2 separate regions of the Homo sapiens genome follow, and region 2 is linked to region 1. A link is a contact called in ENCODE Hi-C data. All regions are on one chromosome and are shown on one strand. Each heading gives the region's core, a stretch centred on a gene start or an enhancer-like site at or near the end of the contact. The rest is flanking DNA. Distances are from core to core; before and after follow the strand shown. Region 1 overlaps MRPS27 (mitochondrial ribosomal protein S27). Region 2 has its middle 24 kb from the start of F2R.

Region 1 (7,036 bases), core at 3,796-6,295:
AGTACTTCTGTAATATTAAATATTCCATTAATGTTCACATTTTCCCAAATGTCTTATAAATTTCTTTTTAATTTAGTTTGTTGAAATGTGATCTAGATAAGGTCCATACCTTGCAATGTGTTGAGTTGTCTCAACTATCTTAGTTTGTAAGTTTTTTGCAATTTATTTATTGAACAAAACAGGTCTTTTTTGGAGTTTCCCACATTCTAGATTTGCTGATTTCATCCTTATTGTGGTGTTTAGCGTGCTCCTCTGCCTTCCATATGTCTTGTGAAACTGGTAGTTGGAGAAAGGGGCTTGATCAGATTCAGGACTTTTTATTTTGTCTTTTGGTATAAATACTTCATAGTAAGTGTTTACTTGTGTCAGTAAGCACACAGCATTTGATTGCCCCTCTGCGAAGTTAAAGGCCATTCATGATCTTTACTTAGATTTGTTATTTCATTTGAAGCTGCATACTATTGCTGTTTAAATTTTATCATTTCTTTTCATTTATTATCTAGGAAATTTTTATGACAGAACTTCCATTCATCAACAGTTTACTTACCCTGAAATAGTTTGTATATGAGTTAGCTTTCAAAATAACTTGCAAAAATGATGAATGAGGACTTCTTAAAATGTCATTAAGAACTCATAGATTTAAATAATTGAGACATTTTAATCCATTGCTGTTGATACTTTTATTGATAGGGCCATAGTTCAACTGTGCTCTGTAGAGCCCTGGGCTTTCCTACTTCAATCAGATTTCAACTTTTGATTGTTTCTGTACTGGGCTTCCCTTTGGCTAAAATAAACACTGAGTTAAAGCATTGTCTCTGGAATTCCTCCACTAACTTGCTGATTTGTTGGGGAGGTACAGGGTAAAAGTTATCAACATTTACTAGTTAACAGAATAGGATCCACTGTGAACAGGACTCAGGAGAAAACCACTGGGGAACTGGGTAGGGTGTTGGTAGGAGGGCAGGCCTCATGGGGAAGCTCCTTGAGTTCCATGAGAGGAAGTTTTCTTGAGTCTTTCTGACAAGGAGCGAGCACTCAGGTGACTTGAGCTGAATTCAGGATTCATGAGCCCTACTGGATTAAATATTTTATTTGTGATTTTTCACATCACAAAGTATAGGACACATTTTGGTTTGGGTTACTGTTTTGCTTGTTTGTGTTGGTTTCTCTTGGTTTGTTGGTTTGTTTTCTGTTGGTTTGTTTTTGGAGAACCTCCTTTTTGAATCCAAAGAGTATTTCCTTGACACATTTGCATTCAGGTCTGTCTCTTACAGACACTTCTTCCATTTTAGCTGAGATTTAGTTTTGCTGTGTCATTTCAGCTGTAGAGGCCTTTGGCTTTTTGCATGAATATTTCAGATCCTGCTCTTGAGGCCTGATGGAGATTTTCTGAAGTCTGCTTTCTTAACTTTTGTCAGTTCTGTATTTGCATCTCTGTGGCATCTATTCATTTTCCAGTTTCCATATTTGCCAAGTTCTAGAGATGGGTCTGACTTGTGCACATCACCGTTCTTTAGTCTCATTAATATATATGTACACAAAGCTTGATTTCATGTTTTTCCTTTATTGGATTTATTTATGTTAAAGCTTCTGGTGACAGACAAATAGAAGGAAGTCTAAAAATCTATGTCCAAATTGGTTGCTAGGCTAGTTTTCCATACTTCCTTCTGTATATTCAATGCATGATATATGTCATGTGTCCTCGTTTTTCTTTTAAAATGTGGGAAACAAAAACAGTTTCAGCCTGTATTTTTCAAGATCAGTTCTTCTAGGAAGGACAATAATAATCTGTACCTGTTTCTTTATTATATAAATTAGGTAAGGTATGCAGATGACCATAAGCCCAGAAAGAGTTTAGTGTTGCCTGAAAGGTTAACAGTAATGTGCAGTTATGTAGAAAAGAAAAACTGAAACCATTTCTCACCTGAAGCTAGAAGGATTCAATAAAGGATTCATATTTTTCTTCAGTGACCTTCATTATCACAACTTTGCCCCAGAGACCACACTCTTTTTTAAGAGGCTTGTTTTTCAACACATCTGTACTACAGATTTTGTGGTTATGTACTGTGAAGCTGTGTTACTTTGGTGTGCACCAGGTTAAAATTATCTTGGCAAAATGAATTTTTGGTCATTATGTAGTGACCCACATAATCTATAAAACTGCTTTTTGCCTGTAATCTATTGTGTCTGATATTAATACAACTGTACCAGCTTTATTTTGGCTTCCTAGTGTGTTTTTAATAATTTTCAACTCTTCTGTGTTTATATGATTTATATAGCTAGCTTTTATATTTTTAACCAATCTGACAATCATTATCTTTTAACTAGAAAATTTCGTCTATTTACATTATCATTTCATGATTACCAATATAATTGGATTTATTTCTGTCACATTTTGTGATTGGTTTCATCTTTCTTTTTTTTCTTTATTTTTTATTTTTGGATTGATTTTTACTTTTGGATTGTTTTTGTTTTTTACGTTTTTTTCCCCTCCACTGGTCTGGAGATTATATCCTCTACTTTTTTAGAGATTGTTGCCCTTTAACTTCTAAAATGCATATCTAGCTTAAATTGTAATGCTCATCACACTCTACTATCCTTTAGGACACCTTAGGTCCACACACACACATCTAACCATATGCTCTTGTCTAATAATAAAGTTTTATCCTTTAAAACACATATAACATTATTTTAAACAGTCAGTTCCCCCCCAATTTAACCAATTTTATTGAGTTCTAAAAATTTCCTTTAGTATTTGTTGCTAATACATTTTCTGTTTTTGTTTGTCCAAAAATGTCTTCATTTCGCCCTTATCTTTTTTTTTTTTTTTTTTTTTTTGAGATGAGGTCTTGCTGTGTTGCCCACACTGGCCTCCAACTCCTGGGCTTAAGTGATCCTCCCACCTCAGCCTCCTGAGTAGCTGGGTCTACAAGCACATGCCAGCATACCCATATTTTGCCCTTATTTTTTAAAGATAATCTTGCTAGATATGCAATTTTAGGTTGATAGTTTATACTTGCAACATTTTGAACATTTTATTCTATTTTCTGGATTTTATCATTCCTATTGAGAAAACACCTGTTAGTATAGTTGTTTCTTTCTTTGTAATTTCTCTTTTCTTTCTGGCCACTTTTGAGATCCTCTCATTCATCGTTTTTGAAATAATAATTTTACTTTTTTGACTTGAGATTGTATACATATCCTGAATCTAGAAACCTATATTTTTTATCAATTCTAAAAAATTCTCATCATTGTCTCATCATACATTCTTATTCATATTTCTATATCTTTGCTCTTTTACAGTTCTCATTTTTATCTTTGCAGCATTCTGTGTAATTATCTGCCTTTCAGTTCACTCTCACTTCACCTGTGTCTAACCTGCTTTTTAACTTATTCATTGTTTACTTTTTACAGCTTTGATGAGGTATTCTTCACATAAAATAAACTATGTATATTTAAATGTACAATTTGATCAGTTTTGACCAATGTACAGGTGTATATGTCCATAAAGTCATCTCCATGATCAAGATAATGAGCATATGTGTCACCTGCCAAAGTTTTCTCCTATTCTTTAACCCTTTTCTCCTTCCGCTTCTGGCCCTATACCCCAAATTCCCAGGCAACCATGGATATGCTTTTTTGTTTCTATAGAATAGTTCACAATTTTTAGAATTTTATATAGTGAAGTCAACTCTTCAAACAAAATTCTCAGCTTGGTATATTTTGGATCACAAAAGAAGAGTGGATTAAATCCCCAAAGAGGCATGAGGGCTGACTTGTAGTTTATAATCTTCAGGGGACAAGTGTCCCGGTTGTTTACTTTTTAGGGTGCATTATTGTAGTGATAAGTTTTACCTTTTCACTTCAGGTGTAGTTCCCTTAGGTGGTCCTGGCTTTACCTGAGGATCTCTGAACAAGCTTCTCATCTTACAAGTATTGGTTTTATCCTCTGTCCCCATAAGTCACTGAAACTAAAGCTCTCCATCACTGTAGATCATCACATGCTCTCAAAAGGACTGCTCCCCTCAAAGGGACTGCTCCTCTAAACACTCCAAGTTCATGTTTCCATCTTGCCTTTGGCCTCTGACAGTTACATCTACCTTCTTGAAAGCTCAGTCATATATTTGGGGGAAAATTGATATTTTGTTTTATTTTTATAGTAGGAGGAATTTTTTAAAGATATTTAATTCATTTTATTCCAGCAATGGAATTCCTATTCAGTATCTTCTTTGAGCTTAGGAGCAACATCTAAGACTTCTTTTGTGTTCCCTCCCATGGTTGCTCCCAAACATAACTGACGTGCTTGATTGGCTACAATCTTCTGGGGCTATTGTTTAAGTCTCTCGTGCTACCTCAAACCCAGGGAATTAGAGTCTCCCTCTGGGTGAAAAGAATCCTAGGAATCTGAAGTTTTAAAGCCCCTCAGGCAATCTGAATCCTCACCCAGGCTTGTGGGCCATTGCACTCTTACTGGGAATAGTGCAGGGTTCTCAATACAATCTTGTATATTCTGAGATCGTTAATAGTATTGCTTTCTTCAAATGGGAAGGGCATTTTTAGTATACATTTTATTTTCTGGACATACTTCCACATTGTCTGTCTAGCTTCAAGTTTTGTTAAATGAAGAATTCAAATTTCAGATCCATTTTCCCATATAGTCTGTTGTCCACAACCATCTGCCACAGTATGTATTCCTGAGGAGCTGAATAGCAAGCAAAAAAGTATCTTCTTTGGCACATCTCTTTGAACAAAACCTGGGCATCTGCTGGCCCCTCACTGAAACATGAGGTGGGATTTTGACTGTGGAAGCCCACAGTCCAGAAGCCTGTGGCGCTGGCCCTCTGCACGCCGCAGCTGTCCCAGCTTTCCTGGCCGTCCCTGCTCTGTGCAGTTTTCTGCCTCATTCATCACGGCAGTGCTATACTGTGAGGTGATTGGCCACATGATATATTTAGCAGCAAACCTTTCTCTGACTTGGAAAATGCAAATGTTATTCATTAGATGCTGGCTTTGCAGCTGTTACCTTTTCTGAGGCTCCAGCCAATTTCACTTGACTAAAGATGCCTTGGTGCGAAGGATTCACATGCAATCTTGAGTTACCACACTACAGAGGTGATCAGTGAAGCCACCTTATTCCAGAGTTTGGTTATACATTGTGCATGATGTGAAACCCACAAAGAAATGATGGGTTTTTCATTTTAATTAGGCCATAGATCCTGATCTTGCTATTTTAAGTTAAATTGTAAATTTCAGGTAGAGGGAGGTAATTTCTCATATTGCCTCTCATCTAAACACAGAAGCCTTCATTATGAAATGATCAAAAGATTTGCTATTATGAGAGAGACATTTAACATCTGTAAGCAAGTAGATTTAATGCTATTAAGTTGCCTTAGTGTGAAGGGGGTTTAAGGACTTTTTTGTTTTTATTTTGCTTTAATCACTTGGCTTCAATCCCTTTAAGATAGTCATAAGAAAAGCTAATTGCTTTCATATCGTATCAAGTTCTAAAGTTCTAAAGTTGTTTTCCCCCAGTAGGTACTGAGTCATTGAGATCAATCCCTCAGGGAAAAAAGAGAGGAAAAAATGGTTAAATGCACAACAATAGGTTTTCAACAAATACTTATTACTTGATCATTTCTGGTGTGTCCTTATTACTTGATACCAATTTCTTCCACCAGGGAGTAAACAAACCTTGGAAACCCAATTGCTTTTTTCTTTCTTCCTTTTCTTCCTTTGATTCATTTCTTTAGGTATTTACTAGGTGCCTTTTATGGAACTGTTCTAGGGACTGAGAGTGTGTATATTAGTAATTATATGGATTTTATTTTTAGTGTAAGAGACAGAAAAACAACACAGATTAGCATTTATTGGTTTTTATCCTGATTGGCTGATTTATCTTTTAAAATGCTCACTCAGACTGCTGGGTGGAGATTAGATAATAAGGGTGGGGACAGTAGTTAAAACAAGGTCAGGAGATGAGAGATACTGGTGGCTTAGCAGTAGTGGTGATGAGAAATATATAGTTATTTTTCAAATCTAGAGCCTGTAGGATTTATTGACAAATTGGTTATAGAGTGTGAAAAGAATGGGGTCAAGGATGATGCCTACATTTTTGGCCTCAGTAAACCAGCCAATGTGGTGGTCATTTACTGAGATAGGAAAAGCATATTGAAAGTGGAAGGTTGAGGAAATAAGAGAACATGTGATGTTTAGATACCTATTAGACACCCAGATGGAAATATCACCTATGTAATTGGAAATGCAAGTCTGGAGTTAAAGGGAGAAGACAGGGTAGGTATGTACATGTGGAGCCAACCATCTGTAGGTAATGGTTAAAGGCGTGGCAGAGAATGAGATCACCTAGGGACCGAGCATAGATGGAGAAGGGAAGTCTGCAGTCTACTAGAGTCCTAGAGGCACTCCAATGTTTAGAAGTCAAGAAGAGGAGATCCTGCAAAGGAACACAAGAAGGAGAGAAAAAAGAGAATATTTTGTGAAGGATAGAATGGTCAACTGTATCAAATGATAGAAGTCAAGTAAGATGAGAACAGAAAATTAACCACTGGATTTTAACAATGTGGCAGTGGTTATTGGTGTCAGTTGAATGTGTTGAAGACTGGGAGCTCAGGAGGTAGTAACAGCTGTATCTAAGATGACTCTTTTTAGCAGTCTTGCTGTTAAGAGGAGCAGAGAAAAGGAGCCATAATGGTAGGAAATATGAGGGCAAGGGAGGGCTTTTTTGTTTAACACCATTCAACCTTTGTAACAGAATGGAGGACACAGAATATGGGCACAGATGCTAGTAACCTGGTAGACATGATGCTAGAAGGATAAAGTTCTCTTTGGATTGCTTCTGTTTTCTCAGTGAAATGAGACACAAAATCATGAGCTGAGAGTGAGGAGAAGGGGAAAAAGGATATTGTAAATTTGAAAAGCAATGACAAGATGTGAAGTAAACATTTTAGAGAGTATGCTGCCTAGGATTTCAGATATTTTCAGACTCTGAGATAAAAGTGTGATCTCAGAAATACCAAAT
Region 2 (6,923 bases), core at 2,536-5,035, 4.4 Mb before region 1:
GCTGCTATTAACAACCAGAAGCCTATTACTTTTTTTGATGTTATTTGTAATTATTTCTTGATAGATTCCCAGAAGTCATACAACTGGGTCAAAGGTTATGAACATGTAAGGATGATGACATTTTGTCAAATTGCTTTCCTAAAGTGTGTCCACCGACATTATCTTACCCTTTCTGGTATTTATATTATTTTCCTTATTTCCTCCATTCCTTCTGTAATACTTATTAGGGAGCTGTTTTAGCCATCATAGAAAAAGATCATTGTTAATTGGACACGAGCCGGTGTTATCTTGTTTTAAATTGCAGCTATTGGATTATCGCTGAGATGTAACATTTTTTCCCACGTTGGCTAACAAATTGTAGTTTTTCTTTCATCATTTAGTTTTTTCAATCAACTTGTAAGAGGGCTTCTATAATGACGAATTTACTCCAAGTTTACTGAATGTGCTGTAAATGTGTTCCCAGAGTTGATTAACAAAATCTTTGGTTTTCCCCAGGCACAGTGGAATCATGGATCCTCTGATGATGATCCCTGGGCTGACTCATTTGCCTTTGGGTTTGCAAAACTTCTCATTCCAGCTCCATCAAGACTGAAGCTCCTGAATGCTAAGTAGCACCCTAGTGCTTCCCTGAGGTCACCATTTTTCAGCCAGACCCAGAGACAGGAAAAATATCCACAGTTGCTTTCTGGTAACCAGGCGCTGCCGCTATCTGCCGGGCACTATCTTTAAAAAATGGGAGTTGCCACTTTAAACCCCCAGTGTCTTCTGAAATGGTTTTATGTATAAGATTAGAGCCATTTAAGCTATCTTTTTCCCTAGAAAAGAACCAAAGAAGGGAGAAAGAGGAGAGGAAGCATACAGCAAGATAGATATCACCTACAACAAATTTTGATTAAGAACATATGCTGCCACTACATTAAAAATTGCCCCAATTTTCTCAGAATAAAAAAAAATTGTCTCAGAAAATGATTTTAAGAATATGAGAATTGATTTTCTGGATCCCTGGACCTGCAACCTAGCCAAATTCTGCCTCGGGGCTATCTCTGAGAGCACTGCTATTCAAAGCATAGTCCAAAAGGAGCAACTTTAACTTTACCTGGGAAGTTGTTACACAGGCAGACCCAGCCTCGGACCAGTTGCAGCAGACTCTGGTAATTTGTATGCAGGTTAAAGTTTGAGAAGCAGACAGATCACAGCTCACTGTAACTTTGAACTCCTAGGCTCAAAGGATCCTCCTGTCTCAGCCTCCTGAGTAGCTGGGACTACAGGCGTGTGCCACCACACCCAGCTAATTCTTACATTTGTTTTAGCAGGGTCTTGCTATGTTGCTCAGGCTGGTCTCAAACTCTCAAACTCCTGGCATCAAGCAATCCTCCTGTCTTCACCTCCCAAAGTGCTGGGATTACAGATGTGAGCCACTGCACCTGGCCAAGAAACACTATTTTCTTTTCTTTTTTAAAAAACTTTTACTTTAGGTTCAGGGGTACATGTGCAGGTTTGTTATATAAGTAAATTGTGTGTCTTGGGGGTTTGGTGTACAGATTATTTCATCACCCTGGTAGTAAGCATAGTACTCGATAGGTGGTTTTTCAGTCCTCTCCCTCTCATCCTCCACCCTCAAGTAGGCCCTGGTATCTGTTGTTCTCCTCTTTGTGTCCATGTGTACTCAATGTTTAGTTTCACTTATAAGTGAGAACATGTGGTATTTGGTTTTCTGTTTCTGCATTAGTTGGCTTAGGATAATGGCCTCCAGCTCTATCCATGTTGCTGCAAAGAACGTGATCTTGTTCTTTTTTACGGCTGCATCGTATTCCATGGGGTATATGTACCACATTTTCTTTATCCAGTCTATCATTGGTGGGCATTTAGGTTGATTCCATAGCTTTGCTATTGTGAATAGTGCTGCAGTGAACACCTGTGCGCAGATGTCTTTATGGTAGAATGATTTCTATTCCTTTGGGTATATACCCAATAATGGGACTGCTGGGTTGAATGATAATTCTGTTTTAAATTATTTGAGAAATCACCACACTGCTTTCCACAATGGCTGAACTAATACTTTACATTCCCACCAGCAGTATATAAGCTAAGAAGCACTTTTCAAAAACAGTGGTATTGTTGATCTAAAAGGAAGAAGCTGAGTCAAAATTAATATAAGTAGAGAGTTTATTTGGGCCAAGCTTGAGGACTGCAACCCAGTGTATATTGAAGTGTATATTCAAGTTGTCCTGAATATACAATCTGATTAGCAGCAGTTGCATGTGAATGTTTATAAAGGAAAAGAGGCAGTTCCTAAGTTGTTTATCAAAATTTACATTAAAATAACATAAGCTGTTGATTGGATACACATTGTTCTTTGTATCACAGATTCCAGGAACATGAAGATAACAGGGAATGTAGCTAGTCAGGAACAAAATGCCTTTTTTTTTTTTGAGATGGAGTCTCTCTCCGTTGCCCAGGCTGGAGTGGCGCCATCTTGACTCACTGCAACCTCTACCTTCTGGCCTCCTGGGTTCAAACAATTCTCCTGCCTCAGCCCCCCGAGTAGCTGGGATTTCATGAGCATGCTGCCATGCCTGGCTAATTTTTGTATTTTTAGGAGTGTAGGGGTTCCACCATGTTGACCAGTCTGGTCTCAAACTCCTGACCTCAAGGGATCCTCTCGCCTCGGCCTCCCAAAGTGTTGGGATGACAGGCATGAGCTACCACACCACCAGGAACAAAATGACTTTAAATAATTGCCCACAGGCATGGGGGGTGGTGGGTAGGGGGAGGGTATGTGCCGGGGGTGTGACTGAAGTCCTCTACTCCCGTCTCTCTGGGCCTAATAAATTTTGCACACCTCACATAGCTCAGACTGCTGAGGGATTTTTCTTTTCTTAGTATCAACCCTGGTTTACACATCAGAATCTTCTGAGGAGCTTGAAAACAATATCAATGTCCAGGCCTCGCCCCCAGAGATTGGCACTGGAATTGTTTAGAAGCTCTCCAGTGATTCTATGCGCAACCAGAGTTGAGAACTGATTTAGTTTCTTTTCTTTTCTTTCTTTCTTTTCTTTTTTTTTTTTTTTTGAGACAGAGTCTCGTTCTGTTGCCCAGGCTGGAGTGCAGTGGTGCCATCTCGGCTCAGTGCAGCGTCTGCCTCCCGGGTTCCAGCAATTCTCCTGCCTCAGCCACCCGGGTAGCTGGATTACAGGCACGTGCCACCATGTCTGACTAATTTTTGTATTTTTAGTAGAGACAGGGTTTCACCATGTTGGCCAGCCTGGTCTCGAACTGCTGACCTCAGGTGATCCGCCCGCCTTGGCTTCCCAAAAAGCTAGGATTACAGGCATGAGCCACCAGGCCTGGCCAACTGATTTAGTTTCTAAAACTTGTTACAAGGCAGAGCTGATAAAATTCTAAATCTGAGGTCTTCAAATTTTGTGCTTCCTAACTAAACATTAAGTATTAGGATTAAATCCCAAAGCCAGTTAGCTTCTGGAGGATGGGAATATATTATTTGTCTTGTTTTTTTTAAAATATGTGTCAGCTAGTTTCAAGAGCAACTAGATATCCCAGGATAGGAAACAAAACAACAAAAATAGATATCAAATGATTATGGTTTTGCTCACGAATGCATCTCAGTATTGGACAGCCCACCCTTCGTGGTGTTTTCACTTCCTTGGATGGGTCGCATAGCAGCACACCAAAATGACCTGCAGATGTAGTCATTAAGATAGGCAAAACAGCCAGACTGGCCCTGCCACCATGCAGGCTACTATAGATGCAGCTTTCTTTTCTTTTTTTTTTTTTTGAGATGGAGTTTCGCTCTTGTCATCCAGGCTGGATGGCACAATCTCGGCTCACTGCAACCTCTGCCTCCTGGGTTCAAGCAATTCTCCTGCCTCAGCCTCCTGAGTAGCTGGGATTACAGGTGTGTGCCACCACATCTGGCTAATTTTTGTATTTTTAGTAGAGACAGGGTTTCACATGTTGGCCAGGCTGGTCTCAAACTCCCGACCTCAGGTGATCCACCCGCCTCGGCCTCACTAAAGTGCTGGGATTACAGCGGTGAGCCACCGTGCCCTGGCCAGATGCAGCTTTCAAAGCTCATCTCCTTACTGCTTATGAGTCATTTCCTGAAGTGATAAACACACAGCCTGCTGGGTTGAAACTGTACATGCTGTGTTATCTGAATTCTGAGATGCTACTGAATTTGACCTCTGGTTTTCCGTGTGTTTCCATAAGACTAGCATGCAATCAACAGTCCCCATGACAACAAACTTGGCGCTTGAGTTTCACTTTACAGGAATGCCACCATGGGTAGAATCTGCTGCTGTTCTGAATTGTCTCTTGGTCTTCTGGTCTGAAACTTTGCTCAGCAAGCACCTCTCTCTTTCCTTTACACAGCAGGTGGCTGAAAATCAGACCTCACACAGAGCTTCCTGTTCTGTGGACCACACCATACCTGATGACGTGAATCAGTATCTTTTCTTTTCTTTTTGTGACAGGGTCTCACTCTGTCACCCAGGCTGAAGTGTAGTGGCACCATCTTGGCTCATTGCAACCTCCGCCTCCCAGGCTCAAGCCATCCTCCCACCTTAGCCTCCCAAGTAGCTGGAACTACAGGCATGAGCCATCACGCTCGGCTAATTTTTGTATTTTTCGTAGAGACGGGGTTTTGCCATTTTGCCTAGGCTGGTCTCGAACTCCTGGGCTCAAACCATTCATCCGCCTTAGCCTTCCAAAGTGCTGGGATAATAGGCGTGAGCCACTGAGCCTGGATGTTGAATCAGTTTCTTGCTCCAAGACTTGGAACCCCTCAGCTCTGAAACAGCCAGAAACCCAGAGTGGTGCCTGCAGCTCTAAGCCAACTCTTTACCCCTGTTTGCTTTTATGCTTTTATAATAATTACCAGTTTATCTGTTTTCTTCAAGTCAATAAAGTTGGGACATCTTGGATAAGGGCAGTGGTTTTCAAACTTCTTTTGCTCAGAACACCTTAATACACTTAAAATTATTGAGGACCAGCAAAGAGCCTTTGTTTATGTGGGTTGCATCCATTGGTGTGCTGGAGTCAACTTGTACCTGCTCACAAGAATTCAATATTCAGGAAATTTGTCAAGCCAACTGTTAAACAGTTGGGAGCTTGAAACTGGAAAAGAAGGGAGTATTCACACCATCAAAATTGGCAAATGCTAGTTTGCCAGATCAGGCTTTTTTTCTTTTTGTGGAGATCCTGCTTAGCAGCACATCACTGACTTTTTTTCTTTTTCATTTTTTGAGACAGCCTTGCTCTGCTCTGTCGTCCAGGCTGGAGTGCAGTGATGCCATCTTGACTCACTGTAACCCTCGCCTCCCAGGCTCAAGTGATTCTCGTGCCTCAGCCTCCCAAGTAGCTGGGATTACAGATGTGCACCACCACACCCAGCTAAGTTTTTTATTTTTAGTAGAGATGGGGTTTACCTATGTTGCCCAGGCTGGTCTCGAACTCCTGGCCTCGTGATCCGCCTGGCTTGGCCTCCCAAAGTGTTGGTATTACAGGTGTGAGCTACTGCACCCTGCTGCCAATGATTTTATCTACTGATATTTTCCATATTAGACATTAAAATGGAGAACTTTTGAAAATATCTATTTCAGCTAAAAATGACAATAAGCCCATTACATGTTAAAATAAATACTATATTTTTCAAAATTTTTTCCCAAAACAATAATTTAAGGAGGAGAGTTGCATTGTTTTACATTTTTGCAATCTCTTTAATGACTGGTGTAATAGGAGACAGTCAGATTTTCGTCTCTGCTTCTGCATTCAATCTGTTGCACTTTCACATGTTGTGTAGCTTCTGGAAAACTCATCTGTCCACTTATGAGAGAAACAGACCAAAAAAGGCAAATAATATCTTGGTATTTGAAGAGAGTTTGACCTTGCAGATCTCCTGAGAGTCTCAGGAACTCTGAGAATAATTGCATTAGAGAATTTCTCCTCTCTTCTCACATTGCAGCTCACTTAACCACACCTCCTTCACAAAACACAATTAGGTTTATCCTGTGGTCAATTACTCTTCACACACATTTGGTCTAGTAGTTTCAAAAGGCATAGCCACATAACAGGCTAATTATGCCAGGAAATTACCATTGGTGAACTGTTTTTCCCCTTAATTTTCACGACAGCACCTGGCTGAAGATAAGCTGCTAATGGATGGTCCAGGCCCCAGAAACTTAAATAGCTTGGTCATCAATGCTGCTTAACCTTTTCCACTTGCTTCTGTAGCTCAACTTCCTCAAAGACATGCCAACGGCAAACAGTTTTTAAAATTTCTTAAATTCAGAAGTATAACCTAAAATTTTCCAAGTGTATATTCAATAGCCAAGCATTCCATTTCCTTAAAAATGCTATTTTTAGCTTGGTGGAAAAAACATTTTTTTTTTTTGGATACATGGTCTCACTCTGTTGCCCAGGCTGGACTGCAGTGGTGCAATCATGGCTCGCTGCAGCCTCAACCTCTTGGGCTCAGACGATCCTCCCACCTCAGCCTCCTGAGTAGCTGGGACCACAGGCATGCCATCGTGCCAGGTTAATTATTTATTTATTTTTTAATTGAGATGGCGTCTCACTATGTTGCTCAGGCTGGTCTCAACCTCCTGGTCTGAAATGATCCTCTGGCCTCAGTCTCCCAAAGTGTTGGCATTATAGGCGTGAGCCACCATGCCTGGACAAAAAAAATTTTTGTGTTAGCAAAATTTAAGGTTTTTTGAACTCAATCTATTCCTTGAAACACACGTGAAAAGTCCAGGCCTTAGAAACTTAAAAAGCTTGTGTGTTAACTTATAAAAATTCTGTATGTTAACAAAATCCTTGTTTAGTTGAAATAATTTTTTCATTGACTATGACTCTAGAAATAATTTATCAAAAATTTTTTTATTTTCAACCTTGAGAAGTAC

Evidence for each region. A loop is a pair of places that touch in the nucleus more often than their neighbours do. Pooled maps may share reads with other maps.
Region 2: a loop to region 1 is called in a map with no recorded cell type, with 10 times the contacts of the local background. The contact joins two enhancer-like sites. A Hi-C loop is called at or near these places in 2 of 37 single-sample maps with no recorded cell type and 2 of 50 pooled maps.

What each region holds. Positions count from the first base shown.
Region 1 is chr5:72,299,685-72,306,720 of GRCh38, reverse strand. All of the region lies in intron 2 of MRPS27 (mitochondrial ribosomal protein S27), which reads left to right. Among named protein-coding and RNA genes, the nearest start is that of MRPS27, 17 kb to the left of the region's middle. RefSeq lists enhancers at 4,645-4,874, 4,434-5,389. Within about 2 kb of position 5,045, at least 4 of the 41 ENCODE cell types and tissues checked have a DNase peak (open chromatin) inside an H3K27ac peak, as active enhancers do.
Region 2 is chr5:76,736,411-76,743,333 of GRCh38, reverse strand. No RefSeq gene overlaps it. Among named protein-coding and RNA genes, the nearest start is that of F2R, 24 kb to the right of the region's middle. RefSeq lists enhancers at 1,702-1,781, 3,915-3,984, 4,085-4,414. Within about 2 kb of position 3,785, at least 15 of the 41 ENCODE cell types and tissues checked have a DNase peak (open chromatin) inside an H3K27ac peak, as active enhancers do.